Linked DNA regions of Homo sapiens: region 2 is linked to region 1. A link is an interaction called in ENCODE POLR2A ChIA-PET data of the cell type or tissue named here. Cell type or tissue: Panc1. All regions are shown on one strand. Region 1 overlaps PDE6A (phosphodiesterase 6A). Region 2 overlaps PDE6A (phosphodiesterase 6A).

Region 1 (2,500 bases):
GCAGGTGAGAAGAAGAAATCCATCCTCTGGCTACTTTTACCATCAGCAAATATCTGAATATTTTCAAAGCTTCATCAGAGACAATTTGGGCAGATGGATCCTAGAATGCAGACTCATAAGATGTTGCATGAGCATAAAACTCACCGAATGTAGAATGTTGATGTTGATGGGAGTGTATTCATGAAAAATAGCTACTATTTATTAATAAGTTCCCTATGAGGTTGATACTGAAAAATTATCAACATTTTACAAATAAGAAAACCAAAGTTCAAAGAAGTTAAATAACTTGCAAAAGGCAAACAGCTATTGGCGGAGCCAGAACAATTATCCCTCTATTCCTGACTCCAAAGCCCAATGTCTTAACTATTATTTTATCCTGCCTCCCTCAGAGAACATCAGGTGAATTCCCTGTCTTACAGATGGGAAAACTGAGGCCAGGTCAAACAGCAAAGTTCAGGGGACTTCATAGGCTGGGAGAATGTGCTAGCATGGCTATCCTTAGTCTCTAAAGCATTCTTACCTCTTCATCTCTCTTGGTGAAGTGGGATCCATCCACTTTATTCACAGCCATGATTATGGCCACCACATCCTTCCCATTCATTATGGGGGAAGCCAAGATGTTCTTGGTCTTGTACTCTGTGAGGATGTCCACAAAGTCACAGAAATGCTCATCCTAAAGGAAGGCAGAGATAAGCACGGACAGGCAAATGAAGAGCAAGAACAGTGGAACGGCCCAAAGCCCCTGTTGACAAGGGAATAAAGGTGCTTCCATCTATTCCTCTTCAACAGGGGCAGGGAAATCAGAGATGACATCTGTCATGGAAGCTTCCAAAATCCAGTAGAAGAAGAAAGTCTGAGATGAAATCCACTGAGGGCTGTGGAGGAGAGGTGTGCAAAGCAGTGTGGGTTCCAGGGATGGGAGTGGGGGACTGACTTTGCCTGGAGAAGGAGGGTTAGAGAAGGCTTTCTTGAGGTGATGACAATTAAGCCCAGAATAAAAACCCAGGGTACAGCTAAGAGGAAGCCGGGTAAAGACTTTAGGAAGTACAACGACAGTTGCTAGCAGGCAGCGTGCATGGCATTTTACCTGCGTTATCTTACTTTTATCTTCGCAATAAGCTATGAGATAAGTACCATCAGTAGCCCATCTTACAGAAGGGGGATCTGTAACTCAAGAAGGTTAATGTCATGTGTGTAGATTGTGTAGACTGTGTGTGTGAGTGTGTGTGTGTGTGTGTATGTGTAACTCCAGAGCCTGCCTTCAGCTCTGCTGCCTCTTAGAGAAGCCTGGATAAGGTTAGACTTGGGTCTAGGTCATTGAACAAAAGAATTTGTTATTTTCAGCTTTTTAAACAATCCAGTTCTAGCACCACACAACCAGTTCAGTAGATATCCCCATTCTACGAATCTTAGTAGAAACCCCACTATGTGTCAGGCCTTATGTTAAGCACGGGGGATATGGGTGACCAAGGTTCAGGCCAGCTCAAAGAAAAATCAATAATAGTAATGTAGGTCACAAGGGATTGGCTTGAAGCTCTGAGTGTATAGAGGAGCACACACCTCCATAAACCTCCCCTAATGCAGCCCAGAGAAGCCATTATAGGCTGTGGTGGACCATGCGGTCAGGATGAAAAGACAGAGCTTGAATTGTTCTCTTAAATTTACAAGAATCCTCCTTTCTGTTTATTGGTAGCACTGTGAGGTTTTTGGACTGTCAGCATTGCTTGGGAGGCGGGCCAGCCCAAACATGCTCAGCTCACGCCGTTCTGAGTGGAAATGTACTTCATAGAGCCAATTCACAGAACTTTTCTAAAACTAAGTCTGGGCCAGGCGTGGTGGTTTACGTCTATAATCCCAGCACTTTGGAAGGCCAAGGTGGGAGTATTGCTTGCGTTCAGTAGTCCAAGACCAGCCTGGGCAACATAGCAATATCTTGTATCTACTAAAACTCAAAAAAAATTAGCCAGGTGTGGTGACATGTGCCTGTAGTTCCAGCTACTCAGGAAGCTGAGGCAGGAGGATTGCTTGAGCCCAGGAGTTGGAGGCTGCAGTGAGCTATGATTGTACCATTGCACTTTACCCTGGGTGACAGAGCAAGACCCTGTCTCTAAAAAAGGAAGGAAGGAAGGAAGGAAGGAAGGAAGGAAGGAAGGAAGGAATTCAGAGCATAATGCTCTGCATCTATAGATTTCTTCTAGTTGGAATGGGATTAAATAAATAGTCAACAGCATTATTATCAGTGAAGCTGTTTAAAACCAGGTGAAGGGTAAAGGAATTAAGAGAAGCTTGTAGTGCTGTACTTGAATTAACATTTGAGGATTAAGCAAAATCTCTAAAAAGGCATTAGTCAAGAAGTGGTATCTGTGTCATTTTCTAAGCTACTGATGAGTTCCTGAGCACGTGTCTAGGTGGAGTATGCTCAGATTCATTTCATGAAGTCATTTCAGTTTCCCAATGTTCACTTCTTTCAGGAAAAGCAAATATTTGGGCCTCACCTGCA
Region 2 (2,500 bases), 66 kb before region 1:
AGCAGCCACCAGCAGAGCTACCTGCAACAGACAGACCCTCACACACGCAGAGTCAGAGCCCCAGCCCAATCCCCTACCCCTGCTCCCACCCCACTTGCAATTCCAAATCAACAAAAAGGATAAACCCATCCCTGCCCTGCCACCCTCACTTTTGCTGTCATCACTGGAGAGACGTAAAATGATTCCCATGTCTTGGTAGAGGAGGATGGGACACAGGTGAGCTGGTTCTGGAGCTGGGCTGAGAGAGTCCAAGCCTCATGACCTGATGCCCCCAGTACTGGGATGCCCCTCCTCTTGGGTCAGCAGGAGTTCATACCTGGCTCTGCACCTCCCAGGGTTTGGTGATGGCTGAGAGATCACAGGCGGTCATCATCATGGCCCTGGGCACACAGGACACCCTCTATCAGTCCAGGGCCATTTAAGACTTCATGTACTGGTTAATTCCATCTCTCTCACCTTTCTCCACCCCCACTAGTAGGTGACTTTGTCTCATTGTGAGGAAAGGGCTCACCCCCATTGCATCCAGGGGTTGGGCTTTGAAATCAAACAGGGTTAGATCCTGCCTCTGTCAGTGATCAGAGGTTGGACACTGGGCAACTACACCAACCTCTCTGAGCCTCCATTTCCCTGTCTGTAATGATAATCGTACCTTACTCACAAAACAGGTATAAGATTAAATGAGATTGTGGTTGGAGAAATCTAAGTATAGTGTCTGAACATGGTATATGCATAAGGAACATGTACTGGGTTTTCTTCTGTATCAAGCACTGTTCCAGGGACTGTACAAACATCAATTTCATTTAAATCTCATCACATCTTCAGAGTCCCTTTGCTCTTTTCTACTGTAGAGAAGTGTTTCTCAACTTTTTTTCTCATCATTGTTCCCTGCCCCAACTGCCAACGAGCCTTTTTAGATACTTTTTCAGTAATTGCCCCACGATGAGCTTTTAATACCACAGATATGCTGTCCATCTGTTTGGAGAACCACAGGCCATTGTAATAGCTAAGATTTGCTCTCCTACCTCAAGAATCACTTTTTGCTCCATTGGAGGCAATATACTCCATTTTTCTATCAGTCAGTTAGCTTTTCTGATTTAGGAGTTTTGTTTAATACTAATAGATTTCTTTCTCTTCTAGGCCATTTCCTCACCTGGCAGAAACTCTCACCCAAAAAATTTAAAAGGTAAAAAAAAGAAAAAAGAAAACATATGGTGTAAAGAGAACTGTGAACAGCTGTAGCAAAGAGGCCTTGCATTAAGGCTTGGAAAGGGCCAGGTGCCGTGGCTCACGCCAGTAATCCCAGCCCTTTGGGAGGCTGAGGTGGGCGGATCACTTGCAGTCTGGAGTTCAAGACCAGCCTGGCCAACTTGGTGAAACCCTGTCTCTACTAAAAATACAAAAATTAGCTGGGCATGATGGCATGCACCTGTGATCCCAGCTACGCGGGAGGCTGAGGCAGGAGAATCGCTTGAACTCGGGAGGCGGAGGTTGCAGGGAGCTGAGATCACACCACTGCACTCTAGCCTGGGCGACAGATCGAGACTCCATATCAAAAAAAAAAAAAAAAAAAGGAGTGGAAGGGTGCAGGTAAAGAAAGTAGGTAGAAAGAGTTCAAAGGTAAACTCTTAAGGGAGTGTCCCACTCATAGAAAGGCAAGGCAGGTATTATTACATAGGTGGGTACAACAGAAAATAGAAAGGGAGGGGACACGGACAAAGAACTGGAGCAAGAGGAGGGAGCAAGGGGGGTGGATTTGAGAAAACATTTTAGAGCAGGTAATCCTGGTAATCCAGGGCCATGTGGCATGGGCCCTAAATTCCATGCCAGGGAGTGCAGACTGTATCTAGCAAGCAGTGGGGAACGGTTGAAGGTTAAAGGCCCAATTGTGACCTCTTCAGAGCTGTGCTGCAGGAAGGCAGCTGGCAGGACTAGTAGGATGGAGAAGGAAGAAAAGAGCAGGATGGAGGGGGATGGGGTGCTGCAGTAATTCAGCAGGAGGGCAGGAGAGCTGGTCTGCAGCAACGGCTGGCTGCGGCGGGGTGAGACCAATGGGCAGGAACTGGGGAGAGGGAGGAGTGAGAGAAGGCTGGGGCTCTGAACCTAACTTGCTGCTTGGATAATTTTACAATTAATCAGCTGTGTGGGGCATATTTTCTATAAGCCAGTCTGTGAGGCTGTAAGAGTTACTCATGGAATATTAACAAGTTTAAATAAAATCTTTAATTATGGGCCTGGCACAGTGGCTCACACCTGTAATCTTGGCACTTTGGGAGGCTGAGGAAGGAGGATCACTTGAGGCCAGGAGTTCAAGATTAACCTGCGCAAAATAGTGAGACCCTGTCCCTATGAAAAATACACAGATTAGCCAGGCGTGGTGGCATGTGCCCGTAGTCCCAGCATTTTGGGAGGCTGAGGTGAGGGGATCGCTTGAACCCAGGAGTTTGAGGCCACAGTGAGCTATGATCATGCCACTGCATATTTTAAATTATGTAAACCCTCA

Evidence for each region. Peaks named below come from ENCODE experiments on the same cell type or tissue, not always from the same donor. Only the 100,000 strongest peaks of a DNase experiment are listed, where the experiment ranks them.
Region 2: POLR2A ChIA-PET joins it to region 1 with 5 read pairs; 5 of 35 experiments call an interaction of 5 or more read pairs at or near these places.

Annotation. Positions count from the first base shown.
Region 1 is chr5:149,934,046-149,936,545 of GRCh38, forward strand. It overlaps PDE6A (phosphodiesterase 6A), which reads right to left. Exons shown (of 22, transcript NM_000440.3): 2 at 521-673. Among named protein-coding and RNA genes, the nearest start is that of PDE6A, 9.5 kb to the right of the region's middle. In Panc1, no CTCF peak of the experiment used is centred here; no DNase peak of the experiment used is centred here; H3K27ac peaks cover 2,500 bases.
Region 2 is chr5:149,867,779-149,870,278 of GRCh38, forward strand. PDE6A (phosphodiesterase 6A) reads right to left here. Exons shown (of 22, transcript NM_000440.3): 18 at 317-380; 19 at 1-21. Among named protein-coding and RNA genes, the nearest start is that of PDE6A, 76 kb to the right of the region's middle. In Panc1, no CTCF peak of the experiment used is centred here; no DNase peak of the experiment used is centred here.